3 separate regions of the Homo sapiens genome follow, and all the other regions are linked to region 1. Evidence: chromatin loops called from intact Hi-C (ENCODE). Cell type or tissue: PC-3. All regions are shown on one strand.

Region 1 (5,000 bases):
TAAAAATACAAAAAATTAGCCTGGTATGGTGGTGGGCACCTGTAATTCCAGCTCCTCGGGAGGCTGAGGCAGGACAATGGCTTGAACCTGGGAGGTGGAGGCTGCAGTGAGCTGAGATCACACCAACGCACTCCAGCCTGGGCGACAGGGTGAGACTCTGTCTCAAAATAATAATAATAATAATAATAATAATAATAATAATAATAATGAGAAGAAGAAGAAGTATGAATTCATACTTTGACTGACTGATAGAATTCCAATCTCTAAACACTTACAGGAGGTTTTTCACTCCAAGTTTCATGTTGAATGTTTATCTATATTTAAAAGTGAAAACTGTATTATAATATTAACAACAAATTAAAATGTCACACCATCTTTGTATCAGTGATGTTCTTATAATGATTAGATACACTGGTAACCTATGCAAGTAGATGACCATTGATCTGATGCAAGTTCAGGGGTGACATAAAGCAGGTTTCCAGAGAGGAAGCAAAGGCAGACAGCAGGATTTCAGCTGAACACGAGGCCAAAGCTGAGCTCTGGGTGTCTCTATGACCCCAAATGGTGCTTAGAAGATGAAATGAGCGATGTATGTAGAGAATATTGGGCGCACAGTAGGTCTTTGATAAATGGCAGGTCTTCTTTTTCACTATTTTTCCCTTTGGTCAGAATTAGTTATAACACTGCACTGTATTTTTTTTTTCTTTTTTTGAGATGGAGTCTCGCTCTGTTGCCCAGGCTGGAGTCCAGTGGCACGATCTCCACTCACAGCAACCTCTGCCTCCCAGGTTCAAGTGACTCTCCTGCCTCAGCCTCCCAAGTAGCTAGGATTACAGGCATAAGCCACCATACCCAGCTAATTTTTGTATTTTTAGTAGAGATGGGGTTTCACCATGTTGTCCAGGCTGGCCTCAAACTCCTGAGATCAAGAGCCCACCTCCCAAAGCACTGGGATTACAGGTGTGAGCCCCATGCCTGGCCCTGCATTGTATTTTAACCCTCAGTGAAACTTATCAGCAAAGCTTCTTGAGTCAAAGTATAGATGAGGTTAAGGACAGGGAATATCTATGCAAAAAGGATCCTAGTCCCTGGGAGATTTAAACTTGATGTTGTGTAGAAACCTGTCTCCATGCGTTGTTGCTTCAGTTATCCAAAACCTTCATGTTTCTCACTGTTGAGACAGTCACTACCATGGCATCATGACAATTATTTCACCTCTTTTAAGAGTATGTTGCAAATATTGTTAAACCCAGAAGAGGCCAAAGTATATGGAATCTATAGATAGGATCTGTAGAATTGTTTATGATGATTTTTAAAAACTAAAAAGATAACTGTTAATTTTGGATTTAAACCATGTACTCATTATAGCCCCCTCCAGGTCTAGAATAATTAGAAATCTAAATAGATCATTTGTTTCCACAAATAGGTTCCATCTCAGGAGCAAATAGAAAAATGTGACTACATAGACATATTTCTAGATACATTTCTAAATTTAATATTTGTGTGTCAGATTAGTTTAAATAGCATGGCTGCACATTTTTTTTTAAAAAGTGAATACATTAGTGGCTCATTCTTAATTCACTCATTCAACAAGAAACTGTGTGGTCTGTGGATGATACGAAGATGAACTGAACTCAGTTCTTGTCTTCAAGATGCGTAGATCTCAGAGCTGGTGACTTGGAGAAAAGTTACCTAAAATGTAAAGTAAAATCGCAATAATCAGACCATGGCTCCCTGTGCCTAACCCCACCCCCACCTGCCCCCCAGTGTTCCCCCCACCTCTTTCTTCTCTGCCTGTGTCACCTGGCCATAAAACCTTGGCCTGCATACTCCTGATGTGGGCATCACAGATCGGCATTCCAGGAAAGCACAGGATGTCATTTTCGCTTTGTAGTCATCTTCCTTCTGATCCTGTAAATTGCTTTTTTCTATGGAGGTAGTACATTTTCATGGGTATAACATTCATGCATTTCTTTTGCTGAAATCAATCTAATGCTCCAACGGCTCTATGTTATGTAACTGATTGTAACAATGGGTGTATTCAGTTTAAACCTCTCAAGACCAACTTTTGGCCAGAAGATGGAGTGCAAGAGCCAAAGCCAGGAAATCTTAGGCCCGTTATGGTGTTCATGTATTTTTCTCTGAATGGAAAGACCTAAAATTGTATTCAGTTTAGCACTTAGGCCCAAAGTTCAGCCTCATAATATGTGTGAAGTCAGCCAAGCTGCTAGCAGTGGGCTGCCCAAATAGTATTTCACTAAGCATAGGATTTAGATTTAATAATTTGTTGAAAACAGGGAAAAATCAATGACCAGTGCAAGAGAATGGTTTGGGTTCTGTCATACCAAACAATGTAAAACTAGTAATGATGGTGCTTTTGTCTACAAGTCTATATGACAGATAGCCCCAAATCAGAAGGAGCAGGGTTAATTCAATTTTGCGAGTCACCATGTGGACATAAAATGGATCACCCAGAATCTTAACAATCAGTGGTTCTTTCGTACTATTCTTAATTTTCGCAACTTTTTTCTCTATTTTGAAATTACTTGCATATAAAAAGTAAAAAAAAAAACAAAAAACAGAGTTTCTAATTCATTTTAGTCAATTAGGCATAGCATGATTTTATCACTCAGTAAAAACTAGAGCACTTAAACTGCCCTTAACCTACTTCTTAGTGGTGGGAAAACAATCAGTGTTGAAGTTTGCTGAGATCAATAGCTCATGGCGAAATTAATTAAGGGAGTGTGAAAATTTGATACACATCAATGATCAGAATCCCAACTTTTCTTTATTCTTGGAATCTTGGAATCTCCAGTGAGTTGGAGACAAAGCAACAATGTCAGAATATTTCCGTAGGGAGGTAGTGTTTTCTTACCATGACACACAAACAGGCGGAGACGATCTGCTCTTGGATTTCTCTAGTCATCTTTTAGAAAGACTTCTGGCTTAGTGAGCTTGCTCCCTACTCATGACTCAGACACCACAATGCTAGCTCACACTAGAGTTCAACAACTGGAGGACTGTGCTTCCTGTAATTGGAAGGCTAAATGTATTCCAACACTTGGATTGTAAAGTAAACCAAGCTCCAATCTTCAGTTTCGCTTCTAAGACTACCAAACAGGACCCACCGTAATGAATAAAACAGCAGTGAGTGCTGTGCCGTGGGACTGGTTACCCATTTTTTATTACTTGGAGTTGGCTTAATCTTTCTCTTCCTATCAAATGACATATGGAGTATATTTTCTCAAAAATTAGGCTGAGTTTGGCAGTCTGGTATAGATTTTGGAGATTTATGAATGAGTTCAAAAGGAAGTGGTTTGCTTTTTGGTTTGGGGCGTTTTGTTTCTTTGTTTATTTGTGTTTTGTTGTTTTTGACATTTCTTAGCACCTATTACCCATTCTCTACCATGGGATAGTGAATATTCAAGTGCATCTGAAATAGTACAACAGACGTTGGAAGTTCAATATCAAGAGCAGAGTTTGCCTCTCCTGTGGTTTCAGCACTCAGTATCGTGACCACTGCTTTCAATCCAGTTGGCGAGATTTCTCCAAGTGGGGAGAGATACGGATTTTACTGCACTCCATAAATATGACCATTTATAGGCCCCAACATATTTATGTTCCCATTCATTCAGTGCTCACTTAAACTGTCCAATTTGCTTGACCTGGTCTATAAATGTAAATTGCCTACATCTGAAACTGACTCCTGCTTTCCAGAGTGCAGAAGTCGGAACTGTGTTACTCCCACAGATCACTGGGTCTCCAGGCAGCAGCCCTGCGGCAAGTCACTCTTCACTCTCCCTTTCTTCACACTCTCAAAAGCACTAAAAATGCTTATTGTTCCAAAGCATTAATTGAAATACTATTGGAATCAGTTACCAGATACATTTAATAGCAGTAACAATTTTGTCTTGTTTAAAAATCTTTTTAGGCTGGATGTGGTGGCTTAACGCCTGTAATCCCAGCACTTTGGGAGGCGGAGGCAAGTGGATCACCTGAGGTCAGGAGCTTGAGACTAACCTGGCCAACACGGTGAAACCCCGTCTCTACTAAAAATACAAAAATTAGCCAGGTGTGGTGGCACATGCCTGTAATCCCAGCTACTCAGAGGGCTGAGGCAGAATTGCTTGAATCTGGGAGGCAGAGGTTGCAGTGAGCCGAGACCTCACCACTGCACTCCAGCCTGGGTGACAGAGCCAGACCCTGTCTCAAATCATCATCATCATCATCATCATCTTTTTATTGGTTTGAGGAAGTCAGGAAGCTTGACCCATGTCAAAAGAAGAAATATCAACCATGTTTGCTGTTTTCTTTATGACAAGCCTAAAAATGTTTCACTGTATAGTAAGGTAGAAAGAAATCCTAGTAAGAAGTCTCCAGGATTTTAACCAGTGCTGGCCCTCTCCACTGGCATAGTAATATCCTAAGTCTCCCCCTCTCCTTCTAAAGCTAAAGGTGATTTCACGAGTCTTTAAGAAACAGAGGGTTTGGGAGATCTCCTGACCTCTCGAGTCATCTGCATGACTGCTTCTGCATCTATGCTGGTTGGAGAGTGTTCTTTAAATATCACTTTTCTGTAATTCAACTCCGCTTCCTCTCGTCTGTCTTCTCTGTACCCAGGGCCCTCCTAAAATATTCCTTCAAGTTGTTGAAGATAGTTCTGGAGCAACTTCCCCCTTTACTTTCTTTGTGCATAATAATAATCATCTTAAACTTTTCTATACTTTCTGCTTTGCATTTTTCTAATATTTTCTTCTGGGCCTCATGTCTCCAAAATAAATTGTTCCACTTCCAGGAATAAAGTAACTAAAAATATGTACACCTAATAAAACCAAACCGCTGTGCACCAAAAAGGAAATTAGTAATAGAAATTAAGAATGCCAGTGCTTTGTGGATTTTTTTCTGATAAGACATTGCATCTTATTTGTGTAACATTAGAAAACAGTTCATTGAAAACAAAAACTGGAAAAGGCTTTGTGTTAAAATACTTGGATAACATT
Region 2 (5,000 bases), 290 kb after region 1:
GCCATAGATAATCCAGTAACATTCAGGAATCCTCACTGGGGGAGGGGGTCTCTGGACACCACTCAGATCGTATCTCCTCAGCCACCCCTTAGCCTGGCTTTGCCTTCTGTGTGCCGTTTCATAAAGGTCCCAAAAAGTGTAAACCTTGCGCTGGAGGGAGGGAAACGAGTTTCTCTGGTCTGGTGCGTGGTGTCCTGCTCTGGCATAAATGTGCCGTTAGCTGCAACCCTGTTTACATCACGTTTCTACACATTTGATATGCCTTACACTGGATTTGAGTTCCCTCTTAGTTCCCTTGCATGAAAACCTTAATGCCTCCTGTTCTAAGTCAGAGTGTCAGTAAGTCCACAAGCTTGAAACCTATTACACTACTAGGAGAGACAAGCAGGCTGTATTGAGAATGCCCAGGACATTAGAAATTCTTTTGCAGTTATATACTTCTTATTAATTTCAGATGACTTTGGAAATTAAACGTAACTCTCAGCTGGGCACAGTGGCTCACACCTGTAATCCCAGCACTTTGGGAGGCCAAGGCGGGCAGATCACCTAAGGCCAGGAGTTCAAGACCAGTCTGGCCAACGTGGTGAAACGCCGTCTCTGCTAAAAATCCAAAAAGTAGTCAGACGTGGTGTTGGGTGCCTGTAATCCCAGCTACTCAGGAGGCTGAGGCAGGACAATCACTTGAACCCAGGAGGCGGAGGCGGAGGCTGCAGTGAGCCGAGATCCAGCCACTGCACTCCAGCCTGGGCAACATGAGTGAAACTCTGAATAAAAAAAATAATAAATAAATAAATAAATAAATAAATTAATTAATTAAATGTAACTCTCAATAGAAAAGAAATGACCAGACTGAAAATACAATACTTAAACAAAAAATTTTCAGGAGGAAACTGCATAATAATCTCCATTAGCACTAAAGAAAGGACTCCATCCTAGGTGGAGTCCCAGCTCAGCATGTTCTTCCAGGAGGTGAGGGGAAGGCGCGGGGCTCACCACGCATTCGGAATCTAAATCATCGCTTCGAAGTGGCAGAAGTAGGTGCACATGGAAAAATAAAACTCCCCATAAAGGCTCATTAAGGATTCCAAAGGGGAATGGGAAATCATAAAATAACTAGCTAAACAAATAAAAAGGAAGTTTGTATTTGACCGGGACCCCCTGATGTTAAACTTCAATGGGCACAGAAAACATCTGCTTGAGTCATCCTGAATGCCTCAACTTGAGCACTACAGTGATTTGTTTTCAGGAAAAAAAAATGTATATTCTAAATCAAAATGCTGTCATCATGAGGTCGTTCTGAAAACATTAGGAGGGCAGGGGGCAGGAATGATTCTCCCGAGGAGAATGGAAAGCCAAGGGCTAGGGGAGCACCATGACTCAGCGACGGCAGCAAGGTTGCTCAGGACAAGGCAGCTGAAAAAGGACGGCGCTCGGTCTTGGGCTGCCCATGTGCATAAAAGCACAAGGTAGGCAGGGAAGAAATAGAACCAGAGCTTTGCCCACTTCGTAACTTTCCCAAGGTAAGTCTTTGAGCTAACATTTTTTTCTTTCTGAGTATAATAACCCTGAGGGTACTTCCTCCGAAGCGTAATAAAAAAAATGCATCCACATTAAAATGAACAGATAAAGCCCAAGGCGATAAACAACCAGAGATGTTTACCATTTCAAGAGAGGCAAAGAAATTCATCAAGCTGTGGCTTTTCTGGCATGGTGACTAAGGTAGAGGCAGCATGTTGGTTGGTGCAAAGGTTATGAGGTTAGCAGGAACCTGCCCTGAAGTAACAGCATCCCCACCTAATCGGCAATAGGACCATGGACAGGAGAAATGAGGGTGCACAGAAACATGTGGGCTGCATCAGTTCCTTTGGCAGAAGTGACTATGATGCTGGAGGGGCAAGAAAACCCCCAATGGCGTTTTAAAGCCTCGCTCCCTGCTCCACCCTTCTTTGACACTTTTAATTTGAAGAGAGCAATTGCTCTGGATAACACATCCTATTCCTATGCAGTTCCAGTAAAGCAGGTCATGGGATCTCCCTTCCCTAGACATTTTAAAGAAAAAGACAGACAAATATTTGCCTGGAACTCCTAGGAAACCTCTTAAGATCCCTTCCAGCCATATGATGTTATAACTCAAGTATTTAATAATGCTGGGGTGTATAACATCTATAGTTGCTGACAGACTACAGGAAGTGCGAGTCCCACAGGCCTCAAAGCATTTGACTCAGGAAAGTAAACAGGCAGGTGTGCGTGGGGCCGGCCCCCAAGTTCACACTCAGGTCCGTTGTTTTCTGACCCCAAGATGCTTGCTTGCTTGGACCTGATGTAAGTCACCTGATACGAAGGAACCCCGGTTTTCCCACCTATAAAGTCAAGATTCCTTCTCTTACCTACTTCAGAAATTATCTTGAGGATTTATTTGAAATCAGCAAAGGAAGAAGATTGATTGCATGCACTTTTCAGAGCCAGGAGGATTTTGTAATTTCTCCCTGCATCTGCAGAACTGTGAGCTGAGAAGAAACCTGAGAGGTGATCTAACACAGAGCCCCCGCTTTGGAGAGGTGGAGCCCCAGAACTGCAAAGGACTGGCCTGAAGCCCTGGGGCTATAGGAAGCTCCTTCACATTTTATATGCAGCACCTGATTTCAGGTTGAAGGGGTGTGTAGCCATTTTTCCTTGTGTTCATGTGATTAAGGTGAACACATTCTTCAAACACCTCAACACCGTAGAAACACAAGGGAATTCCTGCTACCCAGCCGATGAGCAGGCATCTATTCATGATGTATCGCAATCTGGAGACAGAGGGACAGGCCCTGCATTCGCTGTGATGTCTAGGTTTTCTGGGTGATCCAGCAGGCCAAATCATCTAGATATGTAACCGCCCAAGGGATTCACCTTGCCCACTGCCTAGACAGAGCCGATTCATCAAGACAGAAGAACTGCAGTAGAGAAAGAGTAATTCATGCAGAGCCGGCTGTGAGGGAGACTGGAGTTTTATTATTACTCAAATCAGTCTCCCCAAGCATTCGGGGAGCAGAGTTTTTAAGGATAACTTGGTGGGTGGGGGTAGCCAGTGAGCCGGGAATGCTGATCAGTCAGGGAAGAAATCATAGGGAGTCAAAGCTGTCTTCTTGAGCTCAGTCAGTTCCTGGGTGGTGGGGAGCCACAAGATTAGATGAGCCAGTTTATTGATCTGAGTGGTGCCAGCTGATCCATCAAGTGCAGGGTCTGCAAAATATCTCAAGCACTGATCTTAGGAGCAGTTTAAGAAGGTCAGAATCTCGTAGCCTCCAGCTGCATGACTCCTAAGCCATATTTCAAATCCTGTGGCTAATGTTAGTCTAGTCCCCAGGCAAGGAGGTCTGCTTTGGGAAAGGGCTGTTACCATCTTTGTTTAAACTATAAAGTATAAACTGAGTTTCTCTCAAAGTTAGTTCAGCTTACGCCCAGAAATGAACAAGGACAGCTTGGAGGTTAGAAGCAAGATGGAGTCGGTTAAGTTAGATCTCTTCCACTGTCTCAGTCATAATTTTGCAAAGGTGGTCTCAGATATGCACCCTACGGGTTAGGAAATTGGCTATCTTCCTTCACCTTTGGGCTATCATTACGGAGTGGACCTTTCTTTCATCCTCAGGCCACCAGTGCAGTACAGCACATCAGGAGCCCTGGCATGCGAGGCTCGGATCAGCCTCCGCTGGACTGAACTTGGCCTAACTGCAGGAGGCTGATTGCTACTGACCATGGGGTCATTATGGCCCAAACCCAGCTCGTGCTCTTGGCAATTCACCTCACAGGGGTGGTCCTGGACAGCACCCCTCTCATAACTACAGAGAAGGCGACAGCTGTAATCACTGCTTCTCCCTGACCTTAAGCACCTAGCCAGGGGGTGTCCCAACACCTTTGGGAGGAGTGAGACTGGAACAGGATTATAGAGAAAGGCTGTCATGAGCACAGCTGTGCTTCAGCAGGCAATGCAGCAGAAAAAGCCATGCAGCAGATGCAGAAGCTGAAGGTGAGAGGTTATTATTAGCAAGATCAGAGACCTATCTGCCAGGAGCAGCACCTTGCCTGGATCACAGAGCAGCTTGGCCAACCCCATAGCTGGCCAGAGAAATCCAATCAGCAGGACAGGGCCTCCAAACTGCACAAGATCACAACTACAGAGAATTCCAAATATCCCCGGGGTTTCATCTAGACAGCAACCTCAAGAGGGGTGGCAGAGGTTTGGAGATGCACTGAAGGTTAAACGCCAGGTCCTCATGCCCAGCTATCATCTCTCAACAGGACAGGGCAGCTGGACGCCCAAGCTGCTGACCTGTGCGATGGCGTAATCCGAGTTGTTGGTGGCCTGCATGCCTTCATTCCCACTGATTCCCACACCCACGTGGGCTGTCTGGATCATCCCGACATCGTTGGCGCCGTCTCCGATGGCGAGGGTGATGGCCTTCACCCGCTTCTTCACCACATCCACTATCTCAGACTTCTGCAGAGGAGACACTCTGTGAGAAAAGAGAGGGAAATCAGAGCTATGCATGTCTTTCCAGAGGAAACAGCTGTAATCTACATTCCGCTGCATTAAAAGGACAGTTACTGGACGATCTCCAAATTCAATACATCCATTTTATGCTCATGTGCAAAGAAGCTTTCAGAAAACAGTAGCTTGTGGCTTTCAAGTATTTGCCAACTTCTCAGATGAAATATACAACAGAAAACTAACTTAAAACACAGCCTATTTGTAATCACTCTGCTAAGTGGGAGGCATCTGCACAAACTCCTCGGGGGTACGTGTGCCCTGCTGAATGATAAAGGAAGTCAGTCTAGTTACAGGGGTCTTCGGAAATGTCTTTCCAATAAATCAGAAAACCAGCACAGACCTCCTTTTGCTTTATGGTACATCATATACAACCTAGGGCTGGCAAGGGAATTTTCTGTAAAATCTGCTTTTACAGAAGGGAAAGGAAATTGGCAGGGCATGATAAAGTGCAGAAAGAAGGCTGGGGTAA
Region 3 (5,000 bases), 230 kb after region 1:
GTATTTATGTTTATAAGTGAGACTGGCCTACAGTTTTCTTCCTCAAACGATGCTGGCTTGACAACAGGATTCATTTTCTGCAAGTGGTCAAATAATACTAGAGTGTTCTCTGCATTATAAAAGACATAAAATTTAGCTGAAATCCATTTGATCCTAGCAGCATTGGTCCTTCGTGGTATTTTTAGTCTCATTCTACCCACAAAACAAAATGAGCCAGGCACAGTGGCTCACGCCTGTAATTCCAGCACTCTGGGGGGCCGAGGCAGGCAGATCACCTGAGGTCAGGAGTTCAAGACCAGCCTGGCCATGGTGAAACCCCGTCTCTATTAAAAATACAGAAAATTTGCCAGGCGTGGTGGTGCGCACCTGTAATCCTGGCTACTCGGGAGGCTGAGGCAGGAGAATTGCTTGAACCCGGGAGGCAGAGGTTGCAGTGAGCCAAGATTGCGCCATTGCACTCCAGCCTGGGCAACAGGAGTGAAACTCTGTCTCAAAAAAAATAAAAAAAAATAAAGAAATTGACTATGGATATAATGAAAATCTTCTGGGACAGCATTCATTCATTACTTAGGAAGAAGCCTGTTTCTTGTTGTTATTGTTGTTTTTGAGACAGAGTCTTGCTCTGTTGCCCAGGCTAGAGTGCAGTGGTGTGATCTCAGCTTACTGCAACCTCCGCCTCCCGGGTTCAAGCAATTCTCCTGTCTCAGCCTCCCAAGTAGCTGGGATTACAGGTGCACACCGTCACGCCCAGCTAATGTTTGTACTTTTAGTAGGGATGAGGTTTCACCATGTTGGCCAGGCTGGTCTCGAACTCTTGACCTCAGGTGATCCACCTGCTTCAGCCTCCCAAAGTGCCGGGATTATAGGTGTGAGCCAACACGCCCGGCCTCAAGTCTGTTTTAATGCTATTAACTTGTTATGAAAATTAGTTTGAGAGGCTGAGTGTGGTGGCTCATGCCTGTAATCCCAGAACTTTGGGAGGCCAAGGCGGGTGGAACACGAGTTCAGGAGATTGAGACCATCCTGGCTAACACAGTGAAACCTCATCTCTACTAAAAATACAAAAATTAGCCGGGCGCGGTGGCGGGCGACTGTAATCCCAGCTACTTGGGAGGCTGAGGCAGGAGAATGGCGTGAACCCGGGAGGTGGAACTTGCAGTGAGCTGAGATTGCACCACTGCACTCCAGCCCGGGCAACAGAGCTAGACTCCATCTCAAAAAAAAAAAAAAAAGAAAATTAGTTTGAGGAACAACGACTTGCTACTTTAGCTGACTTGCGGAATCAAACAAAGAGTACATTTAGAAGAAAAAGCAGGAGAGAAATACTGCATGAAGAAAATGACAGCGGAGAACCCAGCCCAGAAGAGGAGGATCACTAGCAAATGCCTTCCACATCACAAATGTTCTCTTGCAGGCAGTCTCTAGAATGATCCTGGACTGGAAAAGTTGCTAAATAGGGCATTATTGGAGCAAGAATAGCAAAACTGGAATATGGATTAAGATGAATTAGATAATAGTATTAAATCCATGTTAAATGTTTCAGATTTGATCATTATACTTCGGTTGTATAAGAGGAAGCTCTTGCTACTATTGACTAAAGTGTTAAGCAGGAAAGCGACATGATGTTTGTAATACCCCACTGGGTCAGAAATAAATGCATTCACTAGTGTGTGCATGAGTGTAGGCATGTGTGCATGCGTACAAGTATGGAGAAAGAGAATGCAATTGGTGGAAATGCTAATTACTGTTCAATCTGGGTGAAGGGTAAATAGTAGTTCTTTGTACCTTTTTTGTAACTTTTCTCTATATTTCTATTTATTTTATACAAATGTCACCAAAACAATTTTCATGGGGGCAAATCTCCATGTTCCCAGAAGGTTTGGCCCCTCCAGTATGAGCAAGTCCAGAGCCCAGTGGCACATTGGAGTTCACCTGGCAGATCCTTGACCATTCCATCCCAACTGCCAGCACTCACTGGCAGCCCACTTCAATGCCTGCACTGTGGACTCAGTGGTAACCTAGACCCTTTCACCTTGAAATACACTTTTCTATCACAGTGTACTCTCTGTATAGTTTAGGGGACAGAAAAACTGCATAAAATATAATCTCAACCCTAGGGTCATGCATAACAATAACTAGAAAAGTTTGCGGCTCATGACTATAATCCTACCACTTTGGGAGGCCTAGGAGGGAGGACTGCTTGAGCCCAGGAGTTTGAGACCAATCTGGGCAACATGGCGAGACCCCATTTCCACAAAAAAAATGTTTTTTAATTAGCTGGCTGTGGTGGCATTTGCCCATGGTCCCAGCTACTAAGGAGGCTGAGGTGGGAGGATTGCTTGAGCCAGGGAGGTCAAGGATACAGTGAGTAGTGATGGCACCACTGCACTCCAGCCTGGGTGACAGAACAAGACCCAGTCTCAAAAAAAAAAAAAAAATTGCAAAAACTGCAATATGTCTGAGATTCTCTTTGTTAATCTGGGGTGGGGCTCAGGAATCTGCATTTTTCAAATAAACCCTAGTTATTCTCCTGCAAATGGTCTGTGGGCCTTATTTTGACCAACACTGCCCTCTAGCCTGTCAGCATCTTATCTGTAGTAGGCACTCAATAAAATCTGTTGGATTAATTTGAATTGGCCAAGACTGCATGGAGCTAAGAAAAGAATCCAGCCCTCATGCCCTGAGCATAGAAATCAAGCTAAAATCCACTCATACTATAAGCAGGTGATATATATATATATATATATATATATATATATATATATATATATATATATATACCACACCTGTCCTTGGCTCTACAACAAAATCTCTCCTAGGTCTCAGCATTTTGTTTCTAAAATAGGGATGTGGCATGTGTTTGTGTGAAGTGTCAGCTCCATTGATACCTGACCCTTTCAAGCACTGAATAATCGTGGAGCATTCTGCATATTTCCCCGAAATGGTTGCATAGCTTTAACCTACTTAAAATAGTTTCAGGAGGTACAGAGTTAGCAATCTGTGATCTCCCCTTAGTACACAAAGGGGAGGCCCTGGAGCCCCCATCCATGGGTAGGTAGTCAGAGTAGCTTTTTTAGCACAGGAGGGAATGGACATCAATTCTGTCCTGTTCTTACCACTCCTAATCTTTGTCTTTTAGGGCATCAGTATCAGGAGGAAATGTGCTAGTGACTTTGCAGCAAGTTAACACAGTTACTGACTCACCAACACAATTTCAACTCAAGATCTGGACCCAGTCCTCCTTGGAGGTGTCTGAATCCACACATTTGACCCTCTTAACCTGCAAGCTACACAGGGCCAGGGCAAACTACTGCATTCAGCATTTTACATCAGCACCCAGCACTGAGGTTATTCAATAAAGGGGGGTGAAAGCATGGAAGACTTAAATATCTAGCCACCAGTGGATTTATAGCACCATAGGTTTTATTATTGTATGTCTGGTAACTTCCATCTACATTTATTTATGATGGCTGCTTCAGAATGTAAATTCCCACGGAGCAGAGTTAGGATTGAAGGCAAGTGAGAGAACAACTCAAAAAATGGGCCATTCTAGGGTCTCTAGAGTGCTCTACATGCCCCTTAGTTCTTCCTGCCAGTGAAACAAAAAGCAAGAAAGCTAAGCAGCTACTGAGCCATTTTAGCTACAGTTTATATTTATTTCTAGCTTCTGAATTCATCATAGTTATAAAAAGTAATAAAAAAGGAACTTGAAAATCATAAAAAATACCAGATGAGCTGATTACCATCCTCCACAGTAGCTGGAAGTCAGAATTCATTATTTTAGCTCTAACTGCAGAAGAAAATGTTCTTCCACAAGGACAGATACCCTTTCAGGAAGGACAGAACGGACACCAGATCACACACTGTACATTTGTATCTATGTTTAAGAATTCAGAACAAAAATAATGAAGCGGAATGAGTTTAGGTGTAGTTCAGAAATTTGTACTTGAGCTAAAAACACGAAAGTGTTGCACAGGCATGTAGTAAGGGGGTAACAAGGGTCTATTATCAAGATATATGGGTTAATAATTTCAAGGGGTTATTCAGGAATGATCTGCTATGATTGAAACCATGTGTGGAGAGTTTGGGCTTCTGCAGGATGTTTCACAGCAACAAAGGGCCCAAAGATGTATTTGTGCTGCCTGCTAAGTATACAGATGATTGACTCAGATACACTTCCCAGACATAAACAGTGAAGGAATGTCACTGAAGTTCTAAGTTCTGCATGCTATCAGATAGAGATGAAGAATGCTTACCACATTGTACAGGCCGATGCACCAACGTTCAAATAAAATCTGCCCAGAAAATCCATTAACAAAGGCGAACCAAAGCTGAAAGAGAAGAAAGCTCATGAAGTTTTATATCAATATTGACCTAAATGTTTCCATTCACTGAAGAAGTAGCGGGAATGTGGACCACCAGCTGGACACAGCTGCTAAGGAATCATGAGCCACAGGGACTGCAGCAGTTGTTCCTTTATAAAACATAGATTCCCGATATCACAGAAATCCATATTGTAAGGAAAATTTATATTTAAGGCATACATCTACTTTCAGAGATAATATGCACATGTTCATAGAAAAATAGATTTAATTTGCATTTAATAGGTTTGGTATCAAAACTTTCTCATTGACTGGAGGAGTCTCAGCTTCACACTCTTGTTTTTCTCTAAAGTTGATTTGAGAAATACGATGTGTCTTTGCCGGACTTTCAAAGAGATATAAATCATAAATTAAAAACAACAACAAAAAGTCCTCTGTTCTGTGTGTTCTGAGTTCATAAATTATTGACCCTCCTTAATCAGATGTCTACCACCTTGACCAAGGTCAAAACACAATCATATAAAAGAAACATGTTCAAATCATTTTTTGAAGTAATGAGAGATGTATAAATAAATAGATAAAATGTGGGCTGTTATTCATGCCTTCAAGTAGTCTATGATTCTAACCGATTAGGCAAGACTGATATAAAAACAACTACAGAGCCAAGTGCCAGGATAT

The links. Peaks named below come from ENCODE experiments on the same cell type or tissue, not always from the same donor. Only the 100,000 strongest peaks of a DNase experiment are listed, where the experiment ranks them.
Region 2: a loop joins it to region 1, with 3 times the contacts of the local background. A loop is called at or near these places in 3 of 110 quality-filtered maps.
Region 3: a loop joins it to region 1, with 8 times the contacts of the local background. A loop is called at or near these places in 25 of 110 quality-filtered maps.

Annotation. Positions count from the first base shown.
Region 1 is chr13:26,060,115-26,065,114 of GRCh38, reverse strand. No RefSeq gene overlaps it. Among named protein-coding and RNA genes, the nearest start is that of LINC00415, 3.1 kb to the right of the region's middle. In PC-3, CTCF peaks have their summits at 2,074 (motif pointing right) and 2,867; DNase peaks (open chromatin) are centred at 2,074 and 2,944; H3K27ac peaks cover 1,341 bases.
Region 2 is chr13:25,768,542-25,773,541 of GRCh38, reverse strand. It overlaps ATP8A2 (ATPase phospholipid transporting 8A2), which reads right to left. Exons shown (of 37, transcript NM_016529.6): 26 at 4,313-4,496. Among named protein-coding and RNA genes, the nearest start is that of SHISA2, 280 kb to the left of the region's middle. In PC-3, no CTCF peak of the experiment used is centred here; DNase peaks (open chromatin) are centred at 1,561 and 2,121; H3K4me3 peaks cover 760 bases; H3K27ac peaks cover 1,587 bases.
Region 3 is chr13:25,827,449-25,832,448 of GRCh38, reverse strand. ATP8A2 (ATPase phospholipid transporting 8A2) reads right to left here. Exons shown (of 37, transcript NM_016529.6): 28 at 4,257-4,331. Among named protein-coding and RNA genes, the nearest start is that of SHISA2, 220 kb to the left of the region's middle. In PC-3, a CTCF peak has its summit at 2,555; no DNase peak of the experiment used is centred here.